Regions from separate parts of the Mus musculus genome. Here regions 2, 3 and 4 are each linked to region 1. The links are chromatin loops, found by intact Hi-C in ENCODE. Cell type or tissue: left cerebral cortex. All regions are shown on one strand. Region 1 holds the start of Pdgfb (platelet derived growth factor, B polypeptide). Region 2 overlaps Dnal4 (dynein, axonemal, light chain 4). Region 3 has its middle 18 kb from the start of Cbx7. Region 4 holds the start of Npcd (neuronal pentraxin chromo domain).

Region 1 (8,000 bases):
GTCTAATGTTTAGGAAAAACTCTGTAGCGGTTCAGTCATGCCTACCTCTGGTCCCCCAAGCCAACCTAGGAACCAGAAGAGACAGGCTGGGGGCTGAGGGGGACGCCTTGAAATCTGGCTCCCGAGACTTCTCAGCACCAAGGTCACTTTGTTCAGTCATGGAGTTTATAAACCTGCTTGGTATCCTAGGGATGTTAGAGGTTTGACGGACAAGCTAGGGAGCAGGGCAGGCACTTGGTGTCTGGTGGTGTCTATAGTGTCTATGGCTGCTTCACGGTTGGGCAGAGATATGCAGGACAGATGGCCAGAAGCTGGGCTGGAGAAAGAAGGCCACTCGCCCAACTCAGAATGGTATTCAAGAGATTTAGATTCCAAGCCTCACACTGCTACCCTCTGCTGTGTGACCTCTAGCTGGCCACTGCCTCTCTCTGGTCTGACCTCTTATCAACGAATTGAGTTAGAAAACATTTAAGTCCATTCTAATTCTGCCTGAGGTTGACCAAGGATAGCCAGAGCCAGGCTGTGTAAGGTGGCTTGCTTGTCCTAAGGGATGAGAAGTGTTTGTGGAGGGATGGCTGGAGCTGCCAGTAAGGTAGAACATACTGAGCCCCGGACAGGCCTAGCCCCAATCCTCAGCCCACTTACCCCTCCCCCCACAAGGCTGAGTGGGGAAAGACCCCAGGTAGAGACTGTAGAGGTGGGAAAAGCACTCAGCTGGTGCAATAAATATTGGTAAAATATGTGAAGGGCTGTCTGTCTCTTGCTCTGCAGGCTCGCTCAGGTGTGATCCCTTCTGCCAACATTATCATTAGTCCCATCTTCCAGATGGAAAAACTGAGCCTTAGAAAAATTAATACACAGCCACAAGGCAAGGTGACTAGCCAGTGGCAGAGTGGACCCCTTCCAAGCCGTAACATGCCTAACCTCTCCTGGCCCTCCCCGGGGACAGTTCAAGCATGCCTCCTCTCTGTCCTGATATCATTAGTCCCAGCATCATTTGAGACCCCTGCGGCTTCTCTGCCCCATCTTGTTTTACAGCAAGTCTCAATTACAGTGATGGCACTCTCAGGGTACATTGACACCATCTGAAGACATTTTTAGTTGTCAAGCCTAGGGACAGGCTGCTGGCACCGCGGTGGAGGCAGAGGTGCTATTCACCGTCCCACAGAACATAGGATGTCACACAGGCTACAGTATCACTGGTCCCAAATACTCCCAGAGTCAGAAGTGAGAGACCCACAACAGACAAAAAGCCGGGGCTCCCTGTGTAGGGGGAACCAGGGTGCTCAGAATGAACCCTACCATAAATACCTTACTTTCAGCCAGGCATAATAGCACAGACATTTAATCCCAGCTACTTGGAAGGATGGGGCAGAAGGATTTAAGTTCGAGGCCAGCCTGGGCTATGGAACAAATTCAAGGCCAGCCTGGGAAATTTAGTAGTGCCCCATTATAAGATAAAAACAAAGAAAAGAAAAGACTTGAGGGTGTAGCTCAGAGGCAGAGCTACTGCCTAGCAAGGGTGAAGATCTGGGTTCAGTCCCCAACACCACTGAAAAGGACACAAAGGGATTCTTATTTGTCCTTTAAATGGGGTTAACCCCAGCTGGTCCTGAGGATTCCTGTAACAGTGCACAGCAGAGCAGTCCCAAATAAAAGGCACTTCACCGGCAGGCGGATTTCTGAGTTTGAGGCCAGCCTGGTCTAACAAGTGAGTTCCAGGACAGCCAGGGGTACACAGAGAAACCCTGTCTCGAAAAAACAAAACAAAACAAAACAAAAACAAAAACAAACAAACAAAAAAAAAAAACAAGAAAGAAAGAAAAGGCACTTCACCAGCTGAGCAATTTTTTCATGTGTTTCCTATGAGGACAGCAAATGACAGCGTCCTGGACCAGATGCTCCAAACATTTCCAAGGATGGTGACAGGTGGGTGGAGAGCTGCTGTCCCCCTGGGGTGTGACTTTACACGATCCCCCACGCAGGGCCACAGGAAATGGCACCTAGCCCCACACTGACACCACCAGGTGCCCCGTGGGCTGCTGGGTCTCTTCCGGGTCCGGGGGTGTTAACAGCTAGAGGTCCACTTCAGGATGCAGTGCTCCGGAGGGACTCTCAGAAGCACCTGTTTGTAAACAGAGTCCATGTGTCTGGGTGTAACAGTCCTCCCTCTGGCCCCCAATATGGGGCTGCTGAAATCTGGTTTTTTTTTTTTTTCCTGCCACAGGTTCTGGAAGCCTCAAGGTGGGCACCCATTCATAGATTACCCACACACACAGAACAGGAAACCTGACAACCTGAAGAAGCTGCCCCAGATCTCTGGCGGGTGTGGGATGGAAGCAGGTGGGGCCAAGCCAGCCTGGCAGCCCAGAGAAACAGCCTCCTCCCTGCCCCACCCCCAGAGCCAGCTGCAGGAGGCATGAGCAAGAGGGAGGCCAGGTGAGTTACTTGCTCCCTGCCAGGCTGCCTGATCAAAAGGGCTTGAACTCCACCATCCACCTGGGCGCACTCATGTGAGCGAGCAAGCGCGTGCACACACACACACACACACACACACACACACACACACACACACACACACACAGAGAGAGAGAGAGAGAGAGAGAGAGAGAGAGAGAGAGAGAGAGGGAGACTGACTCTCCACAGTCCCACAGCCTGCTGCCTCTGCAATGAGAGAGACGGGCTCTCTGCCCAGCACCCGGGCGTTGTCTATGGCTGGCAGAGGCAGAAGCTGACGAAGCCTCCTAGGGCCTGCCTGCTTGCCTGCTTGCGTCTCAGGCCTTATTTAGATGAGATGGCAAAGACAAGCTCTATGGAGAAGCCCTCTCTGGGCACAACACAGGCGGCGTCCTTTCTCTTGCTCAGCCTCCCCCTCTTCTGCAGCCCAGCAAGAGAAACACATGGAAGCTGGAAGAGGGCCCTGTCTGTGGGATGGGCCACCCCGTGACCCACTGCAATCCCTGTCCTCACCTCCATTCAAAAGGACCCAACTCCCCTATTATGCATAACACTAACCGAGTCCAATCTGCTCCATATTTTAGGTAAGAGAAACTGAGGCCCAGCCTGCTTCTCCTTCTGTATCTTCCCACCTCCTTTCCTCCCCGCTGACAGTCCAGGTCCCAAGATAGAAGAGTATATTCTCAGGGGGCGGGGCGGGGGCGGGGTTCATTGGGGCCATATGCTGTTAATGAAGTACCTCAGAGCCCAGTGGTGATGACACACACCTTTAATCCTAGCACTCGGGAGACAGAGGCAGGACGATATCAGAGTTCGAGGCCAGCCTAGTCTAAAAAGTGAGTTCCAAGACAGCCAAGTCTACACAGAAAAACTCTGTCTAAATAAACAAACAAACAAACAAACAAGGGAAGGTCAAGGGTTCAAGCCCATCCCCACATTCTGTCTTTAAAACCACATGAGACCCTAGAAGAAAACAAAATCACAAACAGGACATCAGAAAGAGGGAGGGCATCTCGAACACCAGGCAAACGCCTCAAGTTAACTCCTACACACAACACACACCCTGGCTCTTGCACTAGGGCCTCCAGAATCTATCACCTTGACTTTCACACATCTGGGCAGGGGGATTCCAGCCAAGTGGGACCCCCCACCCTCGTGGGACCCCCCTACCCTCCACCCGTGGACATTAGCAAGCCAGAAGGAGACGTGGTGGTTGATAACTATTGGGGGGAGGGCCCTCCACTCCTTCCCGGCAGAAGGGTGCTGAGGCAGACAGATAGTCACATGACAGTCACCTTCTGGGAAGCCAGCTCAGCTGATGGAGACGGGCCTCAGCAGCCTGTTCAGATTCTCCTCCAGTACTGCCTCAACCCTACCAGCCTGCTCCCAACGCTTAAGCTTCCATGTAAAATACAGCCAACTACAGGGTCACCCAGAGAGGCAAGTCCTGCTTGTGTCTCCCTACACTGGTTATTTGGAGCTTGCCTGGGCTGGTCTCTATGGGGACATGTCCGCATGATTTCAGTCTAATACCCCTAAGCTTATCGGGAAAACCTTGGACAACTGCAAAACGCAGTGTAATTAGGGTCCCAGTAGTCTACGAAGGGACAAGGCTGAATTTCTGAGCAGCAGCCTCAACCCTAAATGCGACTGACTGCAGTGCTGCTGGAGGAAGATGGACTGGTAAGAGAAACCTCATCCAGATGTTACATATCCAGCAGTGCCCATAAGGAGGGCTCCATACTCCTACCAGGATTAACCAAGTAAGGGAGGTTGTGGGTGACACACTCAGCAGGTAGGTGGCGTCCCTCTGTCTTGATGATCAAATGGCTATTCGTTGCATGGCTATCCTGCACTCCGGGGCCTCCAGGGTCACACCAACATCACACCACGTGGGGTGGTTGAAAAGCCATTATAGAAGGGTAAATTTTGAGGGGTTGCTAAGCTACTCTAAACAGGCCAAAATGCGTGCTGTGGAGTCCAGATCAGGATCTGGGGTTGTCCCTCCCTTCTCAGAACCCCCAGGAAGGAAATGGGGTGGCTACAGAGGCGGTGGAGTGCCAGAGCGCACTGAGGGCCCACCTGTTGCGTGGGGGCGGGCACCTGGCGCTGAGTGTACAGAGGGACTGTGCGTGCCTGTGTGCGTGCGTGGGTGTGTGAGCGCACGTGTACTCGGGCCGCGTGCGCGTGTGTCCCGCGTGTGCACGGGCGTGGCGGCGGGCGCGCGACCTGGCCTCCTTAGTGCGTGCCCGTCGCTCTGCGCTCCCGCCCGCGGGAGCGGAGCATCGCCTCCGGCCAGGAGTGTGCATGCGTGGGGTGAGTGAGCGAGTCGGGGGCCGGGCGGGGTGGGCTGCAGAGAGCAGCCGCGGGGTGCCGCGGTTCTCAGGACGCCCTGGCACCGGGCCAGCCTCCAGGTCCCCGAGGCGCGGCGCGGCGAGGCGGCAGCTGGGGCCTCCTGGCGTCCCCCTCCCCAACAGCTGGCCGCGGCCCGGGGGGCTGCTAATGAGGAGGGGAGGGGGTGCCGCGAGCGGCCTGCAGCGGCCCGGCCAAGCCCAGCTTGCTCTCTTTCGGGCTCCGGCCACGGGGGGCAGCCGCGGAAGGGCGGGGCCCCCAGGGCGGGCGGCCGGCGGCCCTCGAGGAGCCCCAAGAACAAAAGGAGACGGCGACGGCTCCTTCGTGGTCAAAACAACCTGCTCTGGCTGCGGCCCAAGGTCGGGCTGCGGCCTCGGAGCCCTCCGCTTTAACCCCTTCCCTGCCGCCTCCTGTCTCCTACGCTTGGCCGCAGGCGATCCGGCTGGCCCGGCGAGCAGTCGACTAGGTGTAGAGTCTAGACCTCCGCAGGAGAAGGCGGGACAGGACCCGGGCAATCCGCTCTCCTGGCCCTAGCCTCGCTCCGGCTCGCGCCTCCTCCTGCCCCGCCCCCTTCCCACCTGGATTCCCGGTAGACTTGCCAACTCACTGCTACGTGAGGCTGGGAGGGGTAGGGGCACTGATCCGACCTGATCGTTCCCGCAGACGTTTCCATACCCGACCGCCCTTGCAGCTAGGCTTCTGCAGGCGTGCGCTCCGCATCCTGCTTGCGGGGAAGAGAAGTGCTTCCTCTCGTAGGGTGCCGGCGCAGGTACTGCTGGGCCTCAGACACACACCGCCCCGGGGGCTAGATTCCTTCAGACCAACACCCCCCCCCCCGCGCGCGCGCCCCACCTCCAGTCCTGTCTCTACTCCAAGCGTCTGAACCTACCGTCTGTCTGTCTGCCTGTCTCTCTAGTGTCTCCGTCTCTCTTTCTCTGGACCCCTTGCGCCAAGATACAAGGTGCTTTTGGATCGTCCAGCATGACCCCAAGGTGCCCACTCTAGACCAGTGCAGAAGCTAGGGTGGGACCAAAACCCTTGCCAAAGATCTCTGGATATCCTGAGTTCGAAGGCACATACTTCTAGGGCAGGCCGGGTCCTGGGCAGAACCAAAGCCCAGGCTGGTTCTGAGGAGGACACAGGAGGTCTCGATGCCTTAGACACCCTAGATATCACCTCACCTTTTCCCCTTAACCGGGAAGCTTAAGATCTCTAGCTCCTGAGGCAGGGGGCAGGGCAGCACACACCTTCTAGGACACTAAAAGCTTTAGGGATCTAGATTGGTCCACTGGAAAGAAACCCACCGCTGCCTCCTCCCCAGGAGCCCAGCACCCCGGACCTGGCCTCCCAGCCCTTGGGGCCACCCAGTGCCCGGCGCCTGACTCACGCGCTGCAAGGCTCCAAAGTTCACTGCAGGGAGAGGAGGGGGCGGCCAGGCGTGGGGGCTGGGACAACCAGGGAAGGATCCAGCCCTAGCCGCCGTCGCAACTCACCTCGGCGCTGACCAGACGCAGGTAGCAGCAGAGAGGAAGGAAGAGCGCCCAGCAGCGATTCATGCCGACTCCGGGCCCGGCCCCGCGGGGCCCCGGACGCGTAGACGGAGCGCGCCGCCCCCGCGGCCAGGGTTGGGGGCTGGGGAGGAGGGTGGGCTCCGCTCGGGTCCCCCGCGATCAGGCGATCAGGCCGCTGCAGCCGCCGCCGCGGCTCACCCGCATGGCCCCCGGGCGCCGCCGCCCCCGGCCCCGGCTCCGTCGCTGGGGGGCTGGGGAGGACCTGGACAAGGGACCGGGGTCCAAAGCCGCTACCTGGGCGGATCCCGAGCCCACGCGAGCATCCACAGTCTGGGGGCTGCGTCGCGAACCAGCCAAGGCGTCTAGCCGTGTGGGGGCGCGCAGGGGACTCCAACCTCAGAGAGGAAAAGGAACACGGCAGCCGATGGTTCGTCTTCACTCGCCCGCTAAAGGCGTGTTCCTCTGCCTGCTGGCTTAGCTTTTTTGCAACATTTTCTGGAACGGACCCCCAGATCAGAAAGCGCAGAGCTGGGGACCTCCAAGCCCAAGTCTCCAAAAAAAAACTTTTTCCAAAGTTGGCTTTGCAGCGGCGGCCCGAACACCCGGGCAGGGAGAGGTGCAAACTCCCGCCCGGGCCGGGTGGCGGGGCGGGAGCGTGTGCGCCCTGGCGCAGGGCCCAAGCGGCGGGCACGGCTGCTCCGAGAGCGCGGCGCGCCCACTGCGCGCTGGGCTGGTCCGGGCCGACAGGTGGACGCGGCTCGGGTCAGTCTGTCTATCTACCCACTCGCTCGCCACTCTGGGCTTCCTCTGCGGGTTTCGAGCTGCGGCTGCTCCGGCTTTCTCGTTGCAACGAAGCTAGAGGGTGGGCTTTTTTTTTTTTTCCTCCTTTCCCTTTTGCGCGTGTGTGTATGTGTGTGTGCGCAAAATATCTCTCTGGAGAAAGATGGGCGCTGGCGGCCGGAGGGAAGCCCTCAGGGAGGCAGCGGGGGAGGCAGGCAGGCTGCTCCCGGCTGCAGGAGAAGTTGCCACCCTTCAGCTGTTCCGGCCTTTATAAAGGAGAAGGGAGAGTGCAAGAGGTGGGTGGAGACAGCCTTTCCTCTCCTGGCCCGGAGTCAGCGCCGGGAGGGGGCAGGAACCAAGGGAGGTCCTCAGGCAAAGACTGCTGCTTGAGGGGTCTCTGAGAACTACGCAGCCCCTGTGACTGTGAATCTAGCCTCTTGGCAGGAACTGAAGGTGAACTGCGGCCCCACCCATTAGCACAGTGTTTAGGGGCCTGTCTGCAGGGCCAGGACCAAGGCCAGGAGTGTGGCCCCTGAACCCCAGAACCAGACATCTGCAACCTGGCAGCTTAGATTCCATTGAGTCTAATTAAATAGCTGGGTCACCTTGGGCACGTCACTTTCCTTCTGTGATTCACCCTACATTCTCTAAGTGGGGGACAAAGTGTGTGGATTAAATGTCAGAATGATCAGAAAACATCCAGCCACACACCAGCCCCAAGGTTGAAGCTCTAAACCCACAGCCAGCGGGAACCCTTCAGCTACAAACTGGGTCTGCCTCTCCTTGCTTGTCGCCTGGCACACAGCATGCGCTGCCATGCCAGCATAAGCTGAATTTGAGTCTGTTGAACTGCAAAGTCACTCAACCCACCCCACCCCCAGCCCTGCACCATCCTCCCAA
Region 2 (8,000 bases), 250 kb before region 1:
GAAGAGGAAGAGGAAGAAGAGGGAGAGGAGGAAGAAGAAGAGTAGGAGGAGCAGGAAGAGGGTACTTCCCAGAGAAGTACCCTACTATGGTGCCCTATCACCTACCTGCCTTACACAGCCACACAACCACACTCCCCGGGAGCAGGAGAGAGCCACTGCAGTGACAGCAATGACCATGGTGACATGGGGTTGCTGCTTGTGGCCCTGTGATACTATGTGGGTTGGGCACTACATTAGCCTCATCCTGCCCAGATGAGCCAGCATGAGCTGGCAGGAGAAGTGTCACAGTAGTCGCCCAGTGTAAGTCACTGGGGTGTCAACTGTGCAGATGCCCAGCAACCTCTGGGGACAAGTGTCACACTCACTCTACAGACAAAGCTGCTGAGGCCTAGTATGGAACAGAGGGACCAGATATGGGGACCCCAGGCCTATAATCCCAGTCACCACTGCACCTTGGTTGCTGGCTAAGCCAGCATTACTTGCCAGCACCCACATGCGGCAGATTAAGGGATGAACAGATGCAAGGCAGGCGTTGATCAGCCGTAGCTATTCCAGGCTGGTGCCCCCTCACCGCCTCCTGAAGCACACCCACCTGATCGCCCCTTCCAGTCCCATGTGCAGGGCTGTCATCTCTCTGGCAGCCACCCCAGTAGGAACAAGGAGCTGCCTCCACCCAGCTCAGGAGGGCTAATTCCTGCTGCTCACATCTGCCCAGATGGCTGTGGTGACACTTGTCTAGGTGTGTGCCCTGTGCATATGCACACACACAAGCATGCTCATACGTCCCCAGGGGCACTGGCCTTCATTGCATCACTGTCCAGTGGATCTGATAACAGGGCACACAGGCACAGTAGGGCAGAACGAAGCCCCTGTTCCAGGAAAGTTCAATACACCACAGACTAAGTTTAGTTTTTGGTCGTTTTAATTGTAAAAACCAAGACGTTTATATAAATAAGACCGCTGTGTAAAATATGATTCACCCTTCTACTAAAACCCTTCTTCCCACACTCAAAAAGAATCTAGAAAAGCCAGCAAGGTAAGAAGTACAAATCGCATGCGGTCCCTGATGAAGTCCCTGGCAGGCCAGGTTTCCCTGCTAACGGGGCCTCACGGTGAGATCACTCCTGGCCCAGGTGTCTCACCGGGAGCTCAGCAACACTTTGACAAGTCGCTCTACACCACCGCACCAGCCTCGGCCACGCAGCAGTTCTGGTGGAAGGGGTGTGAAAGGTTCATGTGGCCCGAGCTGGGAGAAGGGGACAGGAAGACTGTGTGATCCTCGGGCCAATGCCAGGGCTGTGAATGGCTGGTCCAGTAAGATGTGGTGGGCTGTTCAGTCCCGGGTCAGGCTGGGGAAGGGGAGAGGGAACTCCTTCCCCAGTGAAAAGGAGAGCCTTGCCCTGTGTCTCATGAGAGGAGTCTCCGGCTGATTCCACATGGCCACTAACAACAAGGGCAGGAGATACTTCCCAGCAGTCCTTGGGGCAGAAGGGCTTTGAGGCTGCTGGGATGGAAGGTGGGACCAGTCCATTTCAAGGAGAAGAATCCCGTGCTTCACCCTCTCACCTGCCACACCCCACCCCTCATGCACACAGAGATGCCTGTCCACAGCTCAGAGCTTGGAGACAACCACGGGGAGCCTGGGCATGGAGAGGTCACCAAGTGGACACTCTGGGTGCGGCTCAGGAAACTGGTACACAAGGACAAAAGAAAAGACTTGACTCTCCTTGAGAGAGCCAGGCTCTGCCTAGGGGAGCCTGGGGAGCCCCCCCCCAGCCCAGAGGACAGGCGGGAGAGCTGCAGGGATGGGGGTCAGGAGCACTTCCACACACACACGGCCAGGGTCCCCCCGAAGTACAGGTACAGGAGGTTCTTCACCTCGTGGGTGATCTCAAACCCAAACCCCTCGCCGATCACCACATGCCAGGAGGAGCCGAACTTCTTGTCCATTGTCTCCTTGATCATCTTTGCAGCACTCTGGAAGGGAGAGGGTGCCGATCAGGGATAGTGACAGGCACATGCCAGCTCCTACACCAGAAAGGGAAGCGTGGCACTGAGCTCTAGGCAGAAACAGGCTGCTGCCCTGGCCTGATGTCGGTCTGCCTGCAAGATCACCACAGACGTGTCTACACAGGTCCCTCCTGCAGGGGAACAGCACCCAGACACCTGTCAGGCAGGTGAAGGTGATGGCTTGAGGAAGGCTGGGCTGAGGGCTGGCTGTGTCACTCTGGGTTCCAGATCAGCACCAACACCCTCCCGCAACTGCGAACCCAGAGAAAAGGGCCCCAAGGCCTCAGAAACTCCCCAGTCTGCAATGGCTCTCCATTCCCATGCAGGCTCTTCCCGAAAGCGTCCTTCAGCGTGAAGGGGCTGGAGCCCCTGAGCATTCATTGTGTCCCCACCACCTCAATAGCTCAGGAAAGAGGTACCCCGCTCCCCCAGCCTACAGACTAGGGCGTTGGGTTCAGAGCCGACACAGCCGAGGAGGCTGTAGAGGGGACGTGGCCACACCACCACCCTCTTTCTCACCATGGCCTCATAAGTGGCACTGCTGTGTTGAGACCCGTGGCCACAGTCCCAGGACCTCGAGCAATACCTGTTGTGGAGCTGGGACTCCGCCCTTTCTGAATGGATGGATGAATCATGGATAATGCCTGGCAGGCCTCTGCTCAGGGCTGGGATGGAGCCCAAGAAGAAGCCCTAGCCAACAGCCCACTTGAAGAGTCCTGGGCAGAGGTGATATGGAGACCCTACTGGCCTCCCTCCTTCAGGGGCTAGGTGTGGCCCTTGGTACCCTGGCTAGAACCGCCCTCTTCTCTCACTCGCCTTCCAGAATAGGGACCACCTCTAAACAAGGCTCTAGCTTTGTTCCAGCAGGACTGTGGACCTGGCTACAGGAGCCATCCTAACACACACAGGGTCCCCAGAGGCACGAGGGGCCACCTGCACTGATGCCAATACCTCATTGTTGTTGGAGAATTTCTCACAGGCTGTGACACACAGCTCCATGGTCTCCACGCGCATCTCCTCTGGCATGTCCGAGTGCTAGAGACAGGGCAGGGGGACAAACAGAGAGAGGCTTAGCTGGGACCTGGCCTTCCTGGACAGCCTCTCAGTTTTAAGCTTACGGTATGGACACTAGGTGGCTTCCCTGGCTCAGCCTTGGGCAAGTGATTTATTCCTGGCTGGGGCCTACAGCTGGGGTGGACCAGGCATGATGGCAATGAGCTACAGGCTCTGAAGCCTGTGCTTCTCTGCCAGGGACATGTGTGGGAGGGAGCCCCACTAGAGGAAGCGGGCTCTCTTTCAGAGTCAGAAGGGATGACCGAGCCATTCCTGGGGCCCTGCTCCCCTCTGCTCCTTGGCTCTTCTTTCTCAGGCAGTGTGCCAGGTTCCTCTTCCTCCCATATGGAGGCTGGGCCTGTTTTCATCCTCAGCCAAGCCTTTCCTCCACACAGCTGTACCTTGCAGGGGTCTGGGTGGGGGTCATCCCCTCCTTGCGCTCTGGTCCCACTGCCCAGGTAAACCTCGCTCCTTGGCTTTCTTGCCCTGGCATCCAGATTCCATCCTTAGTGAGCACCTTGGCCAGGGCCAGCCTCACACCTCCACCACAGGGCATGACTACTGCACCTCAGTCCCTGGGCAATGGGCGGCCTTAGCACTTTCCTCTGAATTCACTCTCCTAAGAACAGCGAGTGATTTTCTAATGACGTGACACCCTACACCTGTCCCCTCACTGCTCCTTGGACCTCAGGACAGAAGCCACATTCTTCACCATATTCCTCAAGTGGCTGCCAGCCAGGCCTACACAGGCTGACCCCACCTCACATCTGCCACTCCTCAGATCAGCAATGTTGGTGACAACAAACTTGTCCCACTCAGCCTCCTCTGCTGGTTGCTCCTTTGAGGGACAGATGGCTCCTCGGGTCCTTGCAAGGCCTGCCACCTAACTTGATGAGGGTCACTGATCTGACTTCTTCCAGGCACTGGCCTCTGTACCAGCTCAGTTTCTCTTTACAGCACATATTGCCCGCCATCTATCTGCCCTGTTGGTCACCATCTCTACAGCACCTAGACCACGCTTGGCATACAGCAGGGAGCCTCAACATAGCTGGTGATTGAATGGATGGATGAAAGAATGAATCACTGTGATGGTTAATGTTTGGGGTGGAGCCAGGCCAGCAGAGCCCTGGTCTCCTCACTGCAAGTTCCACCCACCTGCAGGCAGTGAGGCCCGGTGGCCACTTCCCTCCCTCCTCAGGCTTACCCTGACCAGGGGGAAGGTCTGCAGCCGTTTATAGTCAGCCTCCTCTTTCTTCCCTTCAGTCTCTCCCATGATCCTCCCAGCGTGCCCTCAGGAGGAGAGTAGGGCTTTCAGGAGGTGCTGGGCCCAACAGTTACAGCGCCCCACGGGCTCGGGAAGCAGGCCTTGCCAACTTGGCAGGAGCAGAAAATGTCTTTCCCCAAGGGGTGCTGCAGAAAACAGGAAAAGCAGGAGGGAAGAGTTGGCTTCAAAAACCACACATTACAAATTAGAAATGTCTCAGTGACAATCTGACACCTCCCCATCTCAACGCCTCTGCCTCCTTTCCCAAATGGCCAGCATGTCTGCAGACGGAGGGTGAGTCAACCCGAGATGCTGCAAGAACACACTGTCATTGTCAAGACAGATACTAACTGTGGGCCAGGCCCAGGATGGAGCTGAGAGCTACCAATTAGCAAGGACAGTTTCTGAGTGTCAATGACAGCCTGTCTGGTTTGAAGGAAGCCAAATACACAGGTGATCACTGACAATTGGGGCCTGTCACAAAGTGAGGGGTCCTTTCTGAAGGACCCTGCTCTGCAGAATAGGAACAGTGTGGTGGTGGCCTTCTTGGCACACCAGGTGCCTTGACAGCCCTGCCTCCCCTCCCCAGGCTATTAGGTCCTGTCTCTCTAGCTGGTCCAGGAGCTGGAAGGCCCGGGTGCTGGCACCAGTTCAGCCAATGAGCAGCAGCACAGCCTGGGGCAAAGGAGAGTCCATGCCAAGTGGACTCACCAGTGACTGGGGCCACACCCATGGCAGGGAACTCAATGAGACAGGGCGTGTGAAGCAGGCACCTGGGTGTCAGGCAGGCAGTGGCTGTTCCCATCCTTTGGCCACCAGAGGACTCAATGAGAGTTCTAGACCTTCCCTCATGCCCCACCCAAGACAGGGTTTCCAGACTCTTTCTAGACTCAAGGCCCTCCCTACCAGACCTGGGCATCTGATGATAGGCAGGGCTTTTCAGAGTCAGCTGGACTGCAGCTTAAATGAGCTTCCGGCCTGCAAAAGTCAGGAACAATTTCATTATTCTAGAATGAAATCAAAGGGCTTCCTCTCTCGGGGTCCTGATGTGCATGCGTGCAAAACACTGCAATGACGAACCATCCTCGGCAGTTCACAGAGGACAATCGAGACTATACATCACAGCAGCTTGTCTGAAAGCTAGATCTCATTAGATTCCACCACAAAGCCACTGAACTCCAAGATGCCCAGCATGGTAACCAAGAGGTATAGACACAAATTTTATGACAGCGGCTGTCCAAGCTGGCTTGGAACTTTTGAACTCAAATGATCCTCCTACTTCAGTCTTCAAATAGCTGGGAATACAGACACAGGCCTGGAGAGCAGGTGACATGGGCTAGCTGTCACATGTCAGCCCAGTCCCAGCACTCGGTCTTTGTGCAGTGCTCAATGTTGACTGCCTGAGGTCACTCAGCTCAGGAGGAGCTACTGGCTACAGCGTTACCCTGAACAGCTCCCTCTCTTCATGCACTCGAGCACATGGGTCCTTGCTGCACATGTGACCGTGAGTGTGGCTCAGATGACCTGCAGTGATTTAAGTGCTCCACCTCCTTCCCCGAGCCTGCGGTCCTGGGCTGCGATTTGGCCTGGTAGAGCACTGGGTACTCTCTCCGGCTACACTATACTCTTAATTCACACCTCTCTGATGCTGCCGCCACTGTTGTTCCTCCCTCCCCCCCCCCCGCCCCCCCACTGGTGGATACCCTTGAGCAAGGCTCAGAGCTTGGCATGGACTCCACCATTCCACGACACTGGTGTTTTCTGACTTCACAGGGCACAGATGGCTCCCTTCATCTTCCAACTCTGGGCATTTGTACAAGTTGGGTTTTAGCAGGTTTTGTTTGTCTCTACATAGGAGCTGGCTGTTTACCAAGCACAAGCTCACTGCAGTTTCTGGTCAAATTTCTTGTTCCACGAAATCCAGTGGGCCACTCGTCTCTGCTAACCAGCATTAAAGCCTGTCTGCCATCTTGAGCTCCCAGCTTTAGTAACGCCACTTCACTGGCTCCGGAGCCACCCTCATGCGGCACTGCACGGGGTGCCAGGGCTCTCCACTTTGTTTACCTCTGAAAATCCCAAGTGGAAGCAACTTAAAGTGGGGGAGCAGCTGCTCAGCATCTTCCACTTACATGTTTCAACTCAAGTTGATTCATCCTCAAAACTAAGAAAGGCTGCCAGGCAGGGGACGGGCGGGCGGTGGGTGGAGGGAGACGACACAGAACCCATCATGCCTATGGCCTCAAAGAGACTCTATGGAGGCTCACAGGACTCCAGGGGTGCTACTAGAGCCCATTCTTCAGGAAAATCCCCAGCACAGTTCTAGGGAGCAACAGCATGGCGAGGCGAATGCTAAGTCAGACCATTTATGCCTAGGGGCTGTGGGTATAGCAAAGTACTTGCTTACGAGGCGAGAGGCTCTGAGTTCAATCCCCAATGCTGCAAAATAGATATATAAGCCACGGGCCAGTAATAGATGCCGGTTCTATAAGAGAATGGAGTTCTGCCCACTTCCTTGGCTTTGGAGGCCCGAACAAGGGACTGCAGCCAGGCCTGGGTTTCTCCTTGGAGGTGGCTGATACAAGCCTCCTGTGAATGGTGTGAAACACCCGCTGTTCTGCAGTTCTGGCCGCTCTGCCCTCTAGGGCGATCCTTCCTCCAGCCAGGACTCAGCCAACATCATTCAACCAAATATGCTATGGACCGTGACTCATGAACACACATAGCTTTTCCTAATCACTGCATAGACTCCTGGCAATCCAAACGGGTAAGACTTACAGAGGAAGAGGGGTTGTTAGAGATGACGCGCTTCCACACAGAAAGGAAGAGAGATTCTTATGACCCTGTATTCTGGTGCAGCTCCAGTTCTTCAGCCACGATTAGCACACCCTGCCGAACGGATGCTTCCCAAAATAGCACAACTGGGGTTTTAATAACCTTATCAATCTCCCGTGTGAATGAGCACACGCCTGAGAGAGGCTGCGTCAGACCAGACCACATTTTAATAATGAAAGTGTGCCACAGTCAGGGTACCAAAAGTTCAACTGCATGCCACCTGGTCCATGGTGGAACCTGCTCTCCCCACAGGAATCCTTTAGTGTTCCATGGAACCCCACCCAGGACGTATACACAGGGCTGCCCCATAGCCTTGTCAAAGCCAGTGCACCTGTCTGGAAGGTCCTGGTTCTTTGTGACACTGACCTTAAATCACTATTAGTCACTCTGTTTCTGAGTATTTGAGGAGAATCTTTAAGAGAGAGGACATGGTCTCTGGAAAGTAAAGCCAAAAGTATCTGTCAACTGTATGTGCATGTATGTGTGTGTCGTTCATGTGCATATGTGTTAACACTTAATGCTTGGAACATTCTTGGCCTTTAGGCTTATAACCACTACATAACCAAGACACTACGGGACCCTTTTAGAGTGTGTCTGGTAGTGTTGGCTGAACCAAAGTCAGGTTCAGCAGGTGGGTCTCAATTCACATCAGTTCTGATTCTGACAGCTACTCATCTGCATGTGGGGACTGAGCAGGCGCTACCTCACAGGAAGGATCAGCAGCTGTTGCTGGGGTGACAGGAAGGGGACCTTTGCCATCTATCTTCCCAGGAGCCAACCATACAGTAGCATTTGGCCCAGCAGACTGCTACTTCCTCATTCCCACTGAGGGTCAGCCTCT
Region 3 (8,000 bases), 61 kb before region 1:
CCTCCGCTTTTTAAGTTTTATTTCGAGACAGGACTTCTCTGTGGAGCATTGGCTGTCTTTGAACTCACTCTGTAGACCAGGCTGGCCCTGAAAACACAGAGATCTGCCTTCTTCTGCCTCCCTGCACTGCTAGCCCTGAAAGATGGGACACTGTGAAGTACCAGAGTTATAGTCATCTCACCACACAGATGAAGGAACTCAGTCCCAGAGAGGGGAATCATTTATCCCTGGGTGGTGCAGAGGCGAGAGAGCGCGTGCCCGCGCATGTTCAGCAAGAAGGTGCAGTGCTCAAAGACTGCCAGAAGAGGGCATCGGATCCCCTAAAACTGGAGTTAGAAACATCTGTGTGCCCCCATGTGTGTACTGGGAACCAAAACTGCTCTGTAAGAGCAGCCAGTTGTTCTTTTGGCTGCGAGCCTCTCCTTTAACAGCTGAGCCATCTCTCTAGCACCCCCCCCTTTTTAACGTGGGGTGGGCACAACTACACACGTGTGAAAGTAAGACAACCACATTCACAGGTCAGTTTTCCCCTTCTGTTATTTGGGTCTTTGGGATTGAACTCAGTCAGGCCGGAAGGTGAATGAGTGTCTCTACCTGTCACAGAACCATGTCGCCAGCCCTGTGATGTTTCTTTCTGTCCCTAACCATCCCAGGAGCCTTGTGGCCCTCCTCACACAGCCGTCTGCCTTCCCTTTCCTGCTCCAAAGCCATCCTAGCCTTCTCTATAAACCTGCTCACAGCCCATGAGGGGCTGGGATATGTGTGATGGCCTCTTGCTTGTCAGTTTGACTACATCTAGAATGAACTAAACCCCAAGGGCTGTGAGGAATTTTTGTTTGTTTGTTTTTGTTTTTCGAGACAGGGTTTCTCTGTATAGCCCTTGCTGTCCTGGAACTCACTTTGTAGACCTTGAACTCAGAAATCCGCCTGCCTCTGCCTCCCGAGTGCTGGGATTATTTGGCTTATTTTGGATTTTTTAAAAAAACATTTATATGAGTACACTGTAGCTGTCTTCAGACACACAAGCCACTATGTGGTTGCTGGGAATTGAACTCAGGACCTCTGGAAGAGCAGCCGGTGCTCTTAATGGCTGAGCCATCTCTCCAGCCCCTCATTCTGGATCTTTTGAGGTCAGAAGATCTGGGCCACGCCCTCTGCTGGCAACCTATATAAATATGAGCAAAGACTGAAGCTTGCTCTCTGTGCCTGCTTGCCCTCACTCTCGCTGGCAGGTCTGTTCTTTCGCTGACATTAGAGCTGCCTCCTTCAGGCTTCCAGCATACACTGAAGTCCAGCTGAGACACCAGCTTCCAGGATTGATCAGCTGCCGGCACATTCTTGAACTTTCCACTGGTAGACAGCCATTTTGGGGCCACACAGCTGACCGTAGTGTGTAAACCATCTTAATTGTCCTTCTATCTGTCCACTCTATTCCGATCCTTTAGGGAACCTGACCGACAGGTATGGGATGTCAGATTCTTACTTGTAATTGTCCCTAGGACAAGCTGGGGCGGGACCAGAGGACAAGGTGGGAGGCCATTCCTCTCAGTAAACCCACTGAAAAGATTCCATTCGAGACCCAGGGTCTAGGTCTGGGTTATAAAAATTCATCTCTGATGCTGCTGCCACCTCCTTACCACTCCCACCCCCGCCCTCCACCCATACACTGAACCCTGGCCTCTGCTGCCTGCCCTGAGGGGCATCCTGTGGTTGCTTAGAAACCTTCTTTTCTGTTTCAGCCTTGGCCTCTTCCTCCTGGGCTGCTGGGCCACCTTCTCCCTCTACCTCTCTCTTCCACCTGGATGGCTAGGTCATTCCTCGATCTCACCTGTGTGTACCAAGGGTTTAGCACCGAGCCAGCTCTGTGTTGTGAGATGGTTCAAATCTAGTTCTATCATTCTATGCTGTGCTGCCTCCTACAAATTCTTCAACCTCTCTGAGCTTTGTTTTTCACTTGCAAAGGGATTGTAGTGAGAATCTGCACACCAATATGCACAAAACAAGCGAGCAAACAGTATGAGGTGGCTATCCAGTGAAGGTGACTGAGCACTCTAATGTATGCCTTTTAAAAATCTGTATATATACATGTATATGTACTTATTGTTGTTTTGGTTTGGTTTGTTTCCTGACAGGGCCTTACTATGTAGCCCTGGCTGTCCTGGAACTCACTCTGTAGACCAGGCTAGCCTCAAACTTTAGAGATCTGCCTGCCTCTGCCTCCCAAGTGCTGGGGTTAAAGACTTACTACCACTCCTGGCTATTTATTTTTTATTTTTAATTAAAAGAAAAGAAGTCAGCAGACTCCCTGTCCTCCTATTCTTTCCTCTACCCTGATGTGTCCAGAGGGATCACCGAAAAACAACCCGACCCATTTACACACATCACCACCTGCTCAAAAGCCACCTGTGAGCCAGGCACACGCCTGCCATCCCAGCACTCAGGAAGGAGAAGCAAGTGGATCTCTGTGAGTTCAAGGCCAGCATGGTCTACATAGATAATTCCAGGCTAGCCAGTAACATTGTGAGACCCCGTAGGAAAAGAGGAAGAGAGAGAGAGAGAGAGAGAGAGAGAGAGAGAGAGAGTGAGAGAGAGAGAGAGAGAGAGAGAAGCCACCAAGGACTCCCTGGTATCTGGGCATTCAGGTCCCACTCTTTACCAGTGCCTCTCAGGCCCTTCCTCTAGCTCTTCCCTGGGTCGTTTCTCCTTTAATTTAGTCTCCACTGCAATCCTGTGGGTCCGGGTCTCTCCCAGGACAACCAGGGTTTCCTTTCCAGCGCCTGAGCTCATGTTGTACACGAGTCGAACAAATACACTTTTGTTGCCCAAACAAAATGCCTGTGTGTTACTTTTGGTCTCTTTTCTGCAGTGCCTCTTGTCTAAGCATGCCTGCCACTCTCCAGCCTGGCTCTGAACAGCCTCCCGTTGCTGATCATTGGCAGGGACGTTGGACCCACCTCAGGTGCCTGCTGGTGCCTCATCTCAGGGGGCGCCTTGAATATCATGTGTCCAGAGTCTAGCTTGGCTATCGTTCCAAGGTCATTCACACCCCTCAGTTCCTAAGAGGGGCATTGAGTGGATTTGCTAATGGCAGCCTTGCTTGCCCAGGGCCTACTCCATTTCCTAGGCTTCCCATGGTTCCTCGGAATTGCAGGCTGTCCTCCAGGCCACATCACAGAGCTAGGGGAGATCCTACCATCAGAGAGAGTCATGGGAGACAGGGAGGAAGACAGGTGTGAGCATGCCTCTATAAGGCCCCACCAAGTCTTTCCAGCTCCAACAACTGGGCGCCTGGCCCCCGATGACGCCCTTTTACCCGTCTCTGATGCTAGTTAGTTTACGCTGAACCGACTCCGGCCTCCAGGGAAGTCAATTTATGCGCTAACTCATTCCTCAAACATCTGCACCTCCTGCGCTGTACCAGCTCACTGAGGTGCGCTGGGAAGATACTGAGGATGCTGAGGATATTATGATGAGAGACCGAAAAAAAAGTCTCAAGACAACGTCACTCGCACTGATTTCACACCAGGGCCGTTGGTCGGTCTGAGAGCACCCACTGGCTGAGATCTTCTCCACTGAGCTGGGTGCCCCTTCTGCAAAGTGGAACAGGGCTGGTCGTGCCCAGGGCCTGCCAGTGCTGCACCTGAGGCAGCAGGGGGAGCCACCGGTAAGGACTCCCGTGCCCCAAGGAGCCTCTTCTGAGAAGGAAATATTATTTAACCTACATTGTGTGGGCGGGAAAACACGGGGTCCTTGGAGCCTAGCCAGCCCCTGTCTTCAGGCTGTTTGGCTTTGTTTGTTTTTTTGGCCTCTTTTTTTTTTTTTCCTCTTTCTTTGGGCTAATTGTTCTCATTAAATCTTTTTGTCCTGTTTTGTTTTTTACGGGCTGACAATGCTGCCCAGCGCTCAGCGCAGCTTCCTGTGTTTCTGCCCAGTGCAGACCTCGTTTCCTGTTGTGAGCAGTCGTCATGGCAACTGGAGCCCTCGGTGGGCTCCACGGGGGGCCGACAGGGGGGCAACAGGAGTGACATCACTCGGTGGGAAGGCAAGGGGCTGGGGTCCGTCAAAGAGGGCTGCTGGAGGCCGCCTGCGGGCAATTGCTGTGGGGTGACTCAGCCTCGAGACAGGGCAGAATGCCTCGCATTCTTTCGGGAGGTAAGCAAGGTCAGGCAGCTAGGCTGGGATCCTGTTTACCTGACCCTAGCCCCCCCCCCCCGGGGGACCCAGAGCCAGTGCCGTGCTCACTAGGACAGAACCCCCAGAGCTCAGACGCTGAGCCTGGAGTGGAGGAGGGGCGGGATCCAGACTCCCAGACCAGTCTGAGACCAGCTTCAGGTCACTGCTCCACCAGGTGACAGCTGTCACTCTGAACAAATCACCCGGCCTCCTGATTTCTGATGGAGGGATCCCATGAGAATGACTCCTTGGTCTCCAGTCAGCTGAGATGACTGGGGCCCAGGAAAGCAGGAGTCACAGAGCTCCACACTTCTCACTGCCTGTCACTTGCTCTAAGGCTGGATGAGAATGAAAAGCTGGGGACCCCACTTGAATCCCTTGGTGAGCCCCAAGTACACAGCCTAGACAAAGGAATAGAGAAAGCTAGCCTTGAAAGGCAGGGCATGCACCCTGAAAATACCAGGGCTGGGGTGTGGACAGAGCTCACCTGCTCCATTCGCATGCTCCCTGTTTCTGTGACTCCCCTCGGCCACCAACATGAGAATGGAGTCTGGACGAGCCCTCTGAGCCCATGTATGGTTCCTGACCAACCTGAATCCCACAGCCCCGGGGACCACGTAGAACAGCTTCTAGATGGGGTGCCAGGCCCTACCTAGAGTCAGACTGCCCACATTCACCTTTGGCTAGCTTCAAAACAGATCAGTTGCCAATGGGAGGTCTCATGTTGCAGGAACCAGGACAGGGCCCCAGTTATCACGGATAAATGGAGACCACCTGGCTCAGTAGCCAGCCTTAAGAACATGCTTGCTAGTCAGTGCCTTTGTAGCTTCCCAAGCTACCAATTCACCTTCTATTGCACCACACAGGGTCCCATTCTTTAGTTCTGGCTGTCCTGGAACTCTGAAGACCAGGATGGCTTTGAACTCTGAGATCCTTCTGGGATTAAAGGCATGTTATCCGCCCCCCAGCCCCCCACCCCATGCTTGGAGAAGTTTACAACTTCCTGGGTTGCTATGAGATGAAGCATCTAGCACATAGTAGGCCCACACAGATGCCCACTGCCCTAGCATCACCTACCCAGCAGTGCTGGAGACCCTGACTCTGGGTGCCCATCCCAATTTATCCGTACAAATACAGTGAGAGGCAGCGCGGCCAGCTACCCCGCGGTTTTCCCATAAAGGGACCGGGTTTCCCTGGATAGGAAATATCCTGTTCTGGCTGGAGGGGGGAGGAAGAGGAGCGGGAAGGACACAGCCGCCTACATTCCTGGCATTCTTGGCAGCTGTCGTGTCCAGCTGCCTGGCTGTGACTGGGGGCACTGGCCCGGTGCCAGGCCAGCCTGGCCCCACAGAGCCGGATTCCTCTTTGGGTGCCCTTGGACTTGGGGGTAACAGGGGGATCCCTCTTGTTTTCAACCCTCCACTCAATTCAAAAAGCTGAAATCCAGTGCCAGAAGTTGGGATGTGTGTGTGGGGGGGTGGGTGAGGGTCTGAGGACAGCTGTTGAACAAGGAGGGACTTCTATTTCCAGTCCTTGCCCAACTAATGGTGGCCCTAGGAGGTGCAGCAGAGCAGCCAGGGCACAGTTGGAAAAGCAGAGGGACCTCCTTGACTCTCTGGCGGCCGAATGATGGGCTCTGAATGCCCATCACCGAACACTGTAAGATGGCTAAGACACTGTCATAGACTCCTAGAGGAGCCCCTCCCTAATCAAGGGCAGGAAGCCAGCCCTTCCCCACACAGGGCTGGCATCGTGCCTTACAGTGGTGTCCCTTTTTGATTTACTTATTCTGAGACAGCCTTGCTGGGCAGTACAGGCTGGCCTTGAACTCTTGGTCCTCCTGTCCTGGCTTCCTGAGTACCAGAATTACACACACGCACCCCACCCCGCCTGCCCAACTTTATCTAGTTACTGAGAGGGTCAGCTCTGGCCTGATACTCGGGGAGGAGGCTCTGGAATCAGCCCCCCGGGAGCACCTCAGGGGGTCCTGGGAGGAACTGGACTAAGATCACTAAGATCCGACAGTTAGCCAGGGCCAGCTGCCTGCAGCCTTCCGAAGAGTTGTGTTTGTTCTTTCCCATGTCCTCTGTCACCTGCCCCCATCTCAGCCCCGAGAAAGCAGTGTGGGAAGGAGTTGCTGCTGCTCCCTGGGATCTGCCTCGGGGGTACACTCTGCCAAAGCCTGAGGCTGTGCACAGGTGGCCCCAGGCACTCTCCATTCTGGGAGTGGAGAGAGGGACGCAGCAGGAGAGGCAGCTTGACATCAAGAATCAGTACCTAGACCCAGACTCCCCTGCCTGGAGACTTTTGATCCCTTTACTTTAGACTATCCTGTTTTCCTTCTCAACAGCTTATGGGGCTCTGGTGTGGGCCACATGGAGAAACCGGACTTCTCTGTGCCCAGCTAGGAAGGACCCAGGCTATCCCAACGACTGGATATCCCATTCCCACTTTACCATCATGCACCTGGGGCTCTGGGACTGATAGTCCTGCTCTACTGTCTGTGGTGCCAGGTTTCTGGATTTAAGTCTTTGGTTCTCTGGCTACCCGTCTACCTACACACACCCTTGAGAATATTCAGAAGACGGAGCCCCACTTTGTCACCTGTCCTGGCCTCAAGCCAGAGTGGCACATCTGCTCTCAATAACCACCCCCCATCTCCATTTTGTCTGTCCCAGAAAGTTCAGTCACTGTCAAAGCCATCCCTCCACCTTCCCCTGGTGCCTCTCGGCCGCCTGTCCTGTCTGTCTGGCCCTCTATCTGTCTGTCTGAGAGACAGTAGGAGGAAAAGCCTGGAGCCTCACCCTGCTGGATGCACGTGTCCAGTGCATTGTTCTCTCTCCTTGGGGAAATGTCAGTTGCAAAGCTTGGGAGTCACGGGGCGTGTGCTGGGAGTCCCTGAGGGCTGGGGATACACGTTTGGAAATGTATTTATAGAGGACAGGGTCAGAATAGAGTGAGGATGCTTGCTGGAATACATCATGATAAAAAAAATACAACAGAACTGGGCGTGGTGACGTGTATAACACTCGGGAGGCAGAGGCAGGGGCATTGTCTTATAGTCACTATAGTACGTTACAAAACCTTGTGACACTGTCGCACCTGTAGTCACAGCACTCTTCCAGAGAACGCACTTGGATTCAATTCCCAGCATCTACATGGGGCCTAACTCAAGTTCTGGGGGACCTGACACCCTCTCCTGGCCTCTGTCAGCACCAGGCACACCATACATGCAGACAAAACATACCTGCTGTAAAAGCCCAAGGGACGTGAAGTCCATTGTGACATTTCGTCTCCTGGAAAGGCCAGGAAAGCGGCAGCCATGAACTCTCTACAAGGCTCAGGGATACGACCAGAAAAAGGAAGACAGCGAGGGACATGCTAGTGTGGAAGGGGAGATCTCACAGGACCCCAGCAAAGTCCTATGAGCAACCAAGGAATGTGAGGGTGGGAGAATATATTCTTCCCCAGGGAAGAGGCTTCCAATTGAATACCTAATACCAAGCAGCCAGCCCTGAAATCATATAATACAAGTAACATTATACGAACTAAGCAGACTGTATTACTGCATTTTGAAATATGTATATGTATATGTATGTATATATATATATATACACACATATATGTATACATATATATGTATGTATACATATATATGTATATATATAATATATACACATACATGCATATGTTTGTGACAAACATCAAAGGAAGAAAGCCAGAGGCCGTGAATTTGAGAAAGAATGTGTTAGAGGAAGGCCTAAAGGAGAAAAGAAAAAGGGGGAATTGATGCGAATATATATCACAATTCCTTTGTAAAATATTTT
Region 4 (8,000 bases), 180 kb before region 1:
GCGACATCTCGGGGCGCCAGTCCCCAGCCTCAGGCTCGGAGGAGCCAGCACCTGTGGGCTCCAGAGCTGTATGTAGCGCCTGGTCCGCAGCACCAGTGACATCAGGAGGCACCCGCTGGCCGGTGGCAGCCGCCTCAGGAGGGATGGACAGATCGAGCACCTCTGACTCTCGCCAGTTGGGCACAGATCGGCTCAGGGTCTCCGGGAGTAGCTTGGGTGGTGCATCGTCTGGGTCAGAGGACTGCAGTGTGGGTGAGGGGCAGCCGGAAGAGCTGGAGCTGTGTGCGTCAAAGGGGGCAGCAGCTGGGGTGGCCAGGAGCAGCCCAGGCCCCGAGGAGGCCACATCGGCTTTGCCCGCAGTAGAGGGCGCCAGAGGGGCAGGAGGGGGCTTGTAGAGCGCAAATGTGCCAAACTTCATGTGGCGGATCTGGGTACGGAGCATGCTCTCGCTGAACTTCTTGCTCTTCCCAATGACCCGGTTCCGCGAGGGGACTTTCGGGCGGGCCAGTGCCCCGGTGCCCTGCGCAGTGCTGCCACCTCCCGGACCCTTGTCAATCACCTTCAGGTTCAGGATGATGCGGTTCCGCTTGGGCTCCCGGGGCTTCACCTTACGGTTGATGATGCGCACGGTCTCAGAAAAGGGCGAGATGGGTGGGCGTAGGCCAGGGCTACCCCCTTGTGGGTCTGGTCGTGGCAGGGGACGGCGAGACATACGGTGGCAGCGGCGGATGTCTTTCTTGAGCCGGTGCACCGCAGCGCTGGAGTGCAGCTTGGGCGAGGAGGCGCTGGCGCTCGGCTTGACAGAGAAATGCACATCACTGATGCGGAGGGCCTCCGCCTGGGCCCGGGCCTGCGGGCAAAGGGGCGTGTGTGGGACCTCAAGACTTCCCGCGGTCCCTAGACACCCCTGTGCCAGATAGCCCCGAGCTCCATCAGTACACGTTCAGAAAGAGTACCCAGAACAATCAGTGACTTATGACCCTTCAGACAATTAAAGGGAAAGTGCACTGGGGCGTGCAGCTCAGGCTTGCCTGGAATGCGCGGGGCCCTAGTTCCGTCCCGGCTCCAAATAAACCTGACATGGGGGCACACCTGTAAATGGAGGCAGGTGCACCGACCGTAGGTTCAGGGTTATCTTCAGCTACACTGTATGTTTGAGGATAGTATGGGTTACATAATACTCTTCTAAAAAACCAAAGCAAACCAAACAGGAAACCAGTCCAGAGAGGCGGTGGTGTGTAATTTGTCTACAAGGGCTAGGTAATTCTTAAGGTCTTTTTACTACCCCTAAGTCATCGTGTGTGCGCACTGCCCTACCCTTCCCCATGCCCACTACCCCGCCATTCTTGCTGCTTCAGCAATAATGACAGGGACCTTGTGAGGAACCCTTTTCCCTGTTACGGATCCCAGGCAAGCCTGGGACTCTTCCAAGGGCTAATTTTCTTGGTGCCAGAGTAGATTCACCCTGACCTCAGATGACCATGATTTCAAGAAAGGCCCTTGCTCCAGCCACTCTCTGCCCTGACCCTAGGCAAGAGTGCATTCACACCAACGGTTCAAAGGCCTATACTCAGAAGCCAGTGTGAGAATTTAGCCTAGGCCTCGGGTGGGTGGGCACAAGACAATGGAGTGGAGGTAAGTGTGATCTCTGAAAAGCCCCAGGACCCAACAGCAGCTCAGCTGCTAGTGACTTCACAAGAGCCCCACACCAGCTCACCCCTTGCCTGATGACTTAGAACAGAGAGCAGACACGACTTCTCCATAGCCAGCCTTTCCTTCTCTAAGGATGAGGGCCAGCTGCACAGCTCTACTCTGAAGGATGCCTTCCATAAGGTGCTACTTTCTAGAGACACGGGCTACCTAGCAGGAGGTGGTGACTTTATGGAACGCAGAGAGGAAAACAGACCGGACACTGCCAGGATATGGAGAGAATCCCAGCAGTTTCTGAGGCCAGGGTGGGACATGAGGACAGAGACCCATGCAGGCCACATCCCAGTGCTCAGAGGATGCAAAGATAAGAGTGGACAGCTGTGGCTGAGGACCAAATAGGGAAAGACAAGAATCCTGACTCTAATAGCAACCCCAGCCACCATGGGGCAAAGCATGGGGTTCGGTTGTGACACTCTAGTCTAGTTAGGAGAAGTTAGGGGCACCAAGGAGGAGCTTACTCCCATGGATAATTTGTTGGGGTCCCCAGAAAGAATCTGTGTTGGGGGTGGGCGGGACTCTCCATCCACAGTCCCCACACACTGGATGCTTAATGAGTACAAAGAGAAAACCTGTACACCTCCTGACAAACCCAGATCACGACCAGTCAGGGGTCTCCTGGCTTATAGTGAACAGATGTCTTCTTACCAGGGAGCCCCAAACCCTCAAGGGACAAGAAACACATCTGAAGATTACGGGGCTCTGTATCCAGGCTGGAGTGTCCACATTCACTAACTGACACTAGGTGGCAGCACTGAGCCAGACACAGCTAGCTCCCAGGGCTCTGTCCAGTTGAGTTCCACAAGGGGCCCCTTACACCCCTCCCAGGTACATTGATGGGGGAGCTTAAGGGATCTCTTCAAAAACAAGGACCTGCCATCCTCTCACGCTGCATCCTGCCTCCACTTCCTCATCATCAGATCCGGAGCTGGAGTTGCAGGTGTTTGGGAATCTGGTACTCTGACTGAATAGCACTCTTAGCTGCTGAGCCATCTCTCCAGCCCCCACTGACTAGCTAGCTCCTACGGGGGAGGGGGGGAAACAGGTGGTCCTTGGAGTGTCAGGATGTGTGCAAACAGTGGACCCAAGATAACAGTCCAAACCTCATTTCCCTTTCTGCGCCATCTCAGTGAGTCCCTGCCATGGTGTCCTCCTGTGAGCAACATTAGAGCACCTGCTGACCACACATTTGGAGGCAGCCAGTACTTGGTAGGTACCAGGCTTCTGAGAAACCAGCTTTCCCTAAAACATGCTTTCAAATGGCTTATAAGAAACATCTCGGGGCTGTCGAGATGGCTCAGCAGGTAAGAGCACTGACTGCTCTTCCAAAGGTCCTGAGTTCAAATCCCAGCAACTACAAGGTGGCTCACAACCACCCATAATGAGATCTAACGCCCTCTTCTGGTGTGTCTGAAGACAGCTACAGTGTACTTATGTATAATAAAAAATAAATCTTAAAAAAAAAAAAAAGAAAAATCTCTTACTTTACAGTGTCTAAACATACTGCATAAGATACAGTTCTCGGGCTGAACAGAAGGCTCAAGAGTAAGAGTAATGACTGCTCTTCCAGAGAACCCAGGTTCAGTTCCCAGCACCCACATGGCATCTCACAAATACCTGTAACTCCCAATTCTGGGGATCCATTTCTGGCCTCCATGGGCACCAGGCACGAACATGGTATACACATACACACACACACACACACACACACACACACACAGAAGCACTCACGTATTAAACAAACAAACAAACAAACAAAAAGATGTTATTCTCCTTGGGTTGGGAGGTTTTTGACAGGCCCTGGGTCTGCTTAGTGAATTTCGAAATCACTGCAGGCCACATTCACTGCACTAACAGGACAGGAGTGGCTACAGGGTTTGGGGAGGACTGCAGACAGCATTGAGACACTGCTGCTAGCTCTCTGTGGTGGTGGGTACCTTATTAACCTGTTTCTTTTCCATGGTGTGGAATGGGTTCGTGGCAGCCATCTCAAGAAGGCGCCAGGATGTTCAGCACTCCTCCTTGCAGAAAAACCTGTGTATTCTGCTGAACTGCCTCTTACTCACAAAGCAACAGGTCCAGCCTAAGCTACCTCCCTCCGCATCCCTTCACACCAGCTGCTTCCTAAATTCTGGATTAAGGCTCTACAGCAGGCAGCTCCACCCCCTGCCCTAGCATCTCTGAGCCTTGTTTCCTACAGATGTGTGTTCAACTTCCACCTATAAAAGTGGACTAGTACTATCAACTCCACTGGGATGTTGAGACGATTAAAGGAGATGATTCGTGCAGAGGACTCAGCACTGCTGGGTTCCAAAACAAATGGGAAATGACAACTTTTAAGAAAAGGGCATTTTGAGAATCCATACTCAAGATCATTACCGCCTTGACCACTAGAGGGTGCTCCAGGGGCGCCAACAAGCTGTCAACACAGCCCACCAGTCTTCCAGCTGCTCTGCCCACTCCCTCCCCACCATCAAGCATCAGGGTTAAGGTTGCTGAGTTAATCCCCGAAGATGCACCGTGGCTAGAGGCGGGGGAGTAGGGGTACGCGACAATAGGATTCCAGAAACCAAGGGGTTTTTTTTGCCACATTTGCATTTGGTCCAAGGCTAATTCTTTACACCCAGTCTTTTGGCTGGCGGAGGGGGCCAAGACAGCGCAGGGGGCCAAGACAGCGGGGTCTGGTCCACCCTTCCCCCACTGAGCTTGGAGCTCTTTGGACAAATTGGAGATTAAGAGGTTCTGCATCTTGCAGTCTCTTCTCCAAGGAGCTCTTCCCGTGTTGTGCTGGTGCCAAATTTGGTGAGAAGACCTGGGGCATCGTTAGTTCTTTAGGGAAACTACGGAGGCAGACACTGACCGCCTTGCATTAAGTGGCCATCAGGGATCGTCTTGCTCTCCTCTTCCCAGGCTCTGTTCTTCCTCATCAAAAACAAAACAAAACAAAACAAAACAAAAACAAAAACACCCCTAACTCTCCAAGATGGCTTCCCATGAAGTTCTTCGCTCTCTTGCCAAACAGGCTATGTTCACCATGCCCCACCCCATCTTCATTGGAACCTCCAGAAATATCAGGATTAGGGGTAGACAGGCTCAGGACCCGAAAGCTGGTAGTCCAGTGTGAATGATCAAATTCAGGTTGAAGTAATTTAAGGTCAAATTCAAGCCGGGCCCCCAAGTGCTATGGGAGAAGGTACAGAATACACTCCAAAGGAGGTGGGCAGTTATAGGGCATGGGAGGCCAGTGTTTTGCCAGGAGGTAAGCCTATCTATACTCAACAGCTCCAAGACTCTAAATCACAAAACAGGCCAGTGTGTTCAAGGCTGGAGGAGATGAAGGGTCTCACTAGCGAAAAGAACTTCCCAGTCACCTCCTCCCCTGAGTATGCCCCACCTGCTTCACTCACCCGCTTCCTGGAGCACAGTCGATCCCCCACCCCCAGTTCCTGGTTTCATCCCTGATTACCCCACTCCCAGGCCCCTCTGGCTGGGCTGGCTACGGCCCGCTGCCAGGGACTTGTCAGGGACTCACAACCACCCCCTGCCCAGCTGGGGCCCCTCTGGAAAAGCCTGCCCGCCTAGGCAGCGGCGGATCTGTCCCTCCCTTGCAGGCCGGCCCTGTGCTGCGCCCTGGCTGGGGGCCCGAGCGGGGGCTGCTGGGGCTGGGCCAGGTTACCTTTAGGAGGAAAGTTTTGGGTTTAGGTCCCCTCTTCTTGGGCCCATACAGCTCACGTTCCCTTTCCCTGTAGTCAAGAAACGCCAAAGATGAAAAAGGGTCCCTTCCTGGGCCCCACTCCCCGACCCTGCCCGCCTTTCCCGCTTCCCTGCGCGGCGCCCCACCGCGCCTGCCAGCTTCTCCAACTCACTTCTGCTCGAAGGCTGCGATGAGCCTCGAATCCAGAATGTTCTCCTCTGGCTCCCAAGTGCTGTACCTGCCGAGTCACGCGTACAGAAGAGCAAAATGAAAACCCAAGGGGCAGGGGCACACCGCGAGGGCTCAAGCACGCACCCCCTATCCAAGGCCCAGGTGTCTTCTTGCCGCCTCCCCAGTCCCCATGCCAACGACCCACGACACTCACTTGATCGCCCACCCTTTCCATTTCACCAGGTACTCGATGCGTCCCTGAAAAACAGAAAGGAAAAAAAAAAAAATAGGGGGTGGGGGTGGGGAAGATGCAGGGACGCGAGGAGGCGGCGGCGCGGGGGTGGCTGAGGGAACCCGGCTAGCCGGACCACTGCACCCCGAGGGCCCCGCGGGCTCCGACACCACCGCGGGGAACACAGGGCTGTCCCGGCCGAGGGCTCACCTTGCGGATCCGGCGTTTAATGATGGATTCGGCCGCGAAGACCCGCTCGCCTACTGCAGACAGCTCCATCTTGCTCAGCGGCACCCACAGCCCATAATACTCCCTGCTCCCGCGGCCGGTGCTGCACCGCTCGCGCACGCGCCCCAGCGCTCAGGCCCCCGGCGGGCGGGCGCTCGGCGGGGCGCGCGCTCGCGTTCCAGCTGCGGGCCGTCACGTGATGCTCCGGGCCTGAGCGCCGTTGCCAGGGCCTCCCCCTCCCCCGGGGCGGTTGCTAGGGAAAATGAGCGCTCGCGGGGCGGGGGCGCGCGAAGGCTCTTAAAGGGGCCTGTCCTCTCCCCCGCAGTCCTGGCGGGAGACCGATGGATGCTTGGCTGCTGCCAAGCCGAGTGAGGTGCAGTGCAATCCTACATTGTCCCACTTCATCCTGCAGGCCCAGGATCCCTGCCACCTCCTACCCTCCTTGTAACTCCTCATGCCAGAATTGCCAGGCCCTCGACAGAGAGATGCGATAGGCCCAGGAGTCTCTAGGCGCTGTGCATCCTCCTGCAGACGTTTGCAAACAGTTAAATATGATACAGCAGAAATGCATTCACTGCAGCTTTGCCAGGCCTTGTGGGGATTTCTTTAACACATCACCCCATCCATTATTTATGTATTCGTGGGAGTGTGGTTTTGTAACCGGTTCAGATAAGTTAAAACAAAAACGCCACAGCAGGAAGGGGGCGGCGGGGGGGGGGGGGTGACTGCAGAGGTGACCCAGGCCTGCGACCATGGTCTCAACACCTACAAGTAGACCTTGGCGAGTGTGTTTATAAACCAAAGAGAGAGAGGTCTCAAAAGAGAACCGCAGGGCATCCCAGATTGAGTCCAAAGCAGTCTTTCTTTGGGTCACTCAGCAGAACCCGCCTTCATGGTCAAATCTGTATTGGGATTTTCAGGCCGCAGGCCACAGCATAATTCTACAAACCACAGCTGCAGGAATGACTCCGCCATTGCTCCTGGGAGGCGCAAGTGGGATCTGGAACTTTCCCTCTTGGATGTAGCCCACCTCGCTGGAAACACACATTGAAAAATTATTTAATCGGAGTTTCCATTAGGCCAGTGGTCTTGTTCTTTGCAAAAAGAAAAAAAAATTAACCACATATAAATAAGGAAACGAAAGGGAAGGAGCAATTCATAACCTGTATTAAGTCATTGGGGTCCTCTAGCCCAGTTCTTTCCCTAAACTCGGGCCTGCATGAATATGCATAGATACATCACCTACTTGGAGAACACAGGCACACATGTTCTATCTATTTAAATGTTTAAGCACTATAGGGTTGTACTATTCACACTGGAGATGCTATCCTCCCTTAATGATATTGATTGGACATTAACACTGATTTTGCTCTGTTCACCTGTTGTCTAGGGCTGGGCTGGAGGAGGGGTGGGGATTTGTAAGGGTCAGGATTATCTTTTGATTTCATGATTGGCTTATTAGAATGGGGTGGGGGCACAGGGTTGTACAAGTCTCCCCGCGATTGCACCATTTCTTGAAGGTGCAAATTCACTGATGAAAATCTCAGCTTTCCATCCCTGCACGCCTGCAGATATGTATAGAAAGTACATTGACTGAAATCCTTCTGCTCCCCCTCAAAGTCTTTATGCTACTGAGAAAATCCTCTTAGCTGGCAAGACAGCAAACCTGAGGTGAACATCACCTAAGTAGAGAGTTGTTCTGCCCCGGTGGGGTGGCGTGGATGAGCAGGTAAGTTGAATGTGTGGGTGTCTGTGCTTGTGCAAGCTGAGGAGGCCACAGGATGAAGAAGATGGCCACCTATCCACATAGCAGATCACTCAGCAGTCTTTGTGAGCCATTGTGGAAGCTTTGGGAAACAAAAGTCAGTGCGGTGAGAAAATTGCCTTTCTCCCTGCGTGACCTCAAGGTGCAGATAGTTCCCCAGCAGTAGATGGATTTGTGTCAAGTTGCTGCTGTAACAAACAGCT

Evidence for each region. Peaks named below come from ENCODE experiments on the same cell type or tissue, not always from the same donor. Only the 100,000 strongest peaks of a DNase experiment are listed, where the experiment ranks them.
Region 2: it touches region 1 in a loop (4-fold over the local background); 3 of 42 quality-filtered maps call a loop at or near these places.
Region 3: it touches region 1 in a loop (2.9-fold over the local background); 18 of 42 quality-filtered maps call a loop at or near these places.
Region 4: it touches region 1 in a loop (5-fold over the local background); 3 of 42 quality-filtered maps call a loop at or near these places.

Annotation. Positions count from the first base shown.
Region 1 is chr15:80,007,634-80,015,633 of GRCm38, forward strand. It overlaps Pdgfb (platelet derived growth factor, B polypeptide), which reads right to left and starts at 7,344. Exons shown (of 7, transcript NM_011057.4): 1 at 6,303-7,344. The coding sequence starts at 6,365. In left cerebral cortex, a CTCF peak has its summit at 4,264; DNase peaks (open chromatin) are centred at 1,994, 2,379, 2,740, 3,491 and 7 more places; H3K4me3 peaks cover 5,046 bases; H3K27ac peaks cover 5,681 bases.
Region 2 is chr15:79,760,549-79,768,548 of GRCm38, forward strand. It overlaps Dnal4 (dynein, axonemal, light chain 4), which reads right to left. Exons shown (of 4, transcript NM_017470.2): 2 at 4,268-4,473; 3 at 2,962-3,045; 4 at 901-1,977. The coding sequence starts at 4,336. The coding sequence ends at 1,813. Among named protein-coding and RNA genes, the nearest start is that of Dnal4, 9.9 kb to the right of the region's middle. In left cerebral cortex, CTCF peaks have their summits at 499 and 3,129 (motif pointing right); DNase peaks (open chromatin) are centred at 581, 3,213, 4,556, 6,373 and 1 more place; H3K27ac peaks cover 7,786 bases.
Region 3 is chr15:79,946,685-79,954,684 of GRCm38, forward strand. It overlaps a transcript of Cbx7 not described here. Among named protein-coding and RNA genes, the nearest start is that of Cbx7, 18 kb to the left of the region's middle. RefSeq lists an enhancer at 3,253-5,781. In left cerebral cortex, CTCF peaks have their summits at 296 (motif pointing right), 1,141 (motif pointing left) and 3,644 (motif pointing right); DNase peaks (open chromatin) are centred at 289, 2,924, 3,697 and 3,893; H3K4me3 peaks cover 904 bases; H3K27ac peaks cover 1,691 bases.
Region 4 is chr15:79,828,129-79,836,128 of GRCm38, forward strand. Npcd (neuronal pentraxin chromo domain) reads right to left here and starts at 6,205. Exons shown (of 9, transcript NM_001013362.2): 1 at 6,015-6,205; 2 at 5,787-5,830; 3 at 5,574-5,639; 4 at 5,384-5,450; 5 at 560-850. The coding sequence starts at 6,083. It overlaps Cbx6 (chromobox 6), which reads right to left and starts at 6,205. Exons shown (of 5, transcript NM_028763.3): 1 at 6,015-6,205; 2 at 5,787-5,830; 3 at 5,574-5,639; 4 at 5,384-5,450; 5 at 1-850. The coding sequence starts at 6,083. In left cerebral cortex, CTCF peaks have their summits at 369 (motif pointing right), 2,450 (motif pointing right), 3,118 (motif pointing left), 4,101 (motif pointing right) and 1 weaker place; DNase peaks (open chromatin) are centred at 325, 791, 1,045, 1,132 and 10 more places; H3K4me3 peaks cover 4,317 bases; H3K27ac peaks cover 5,790 bases.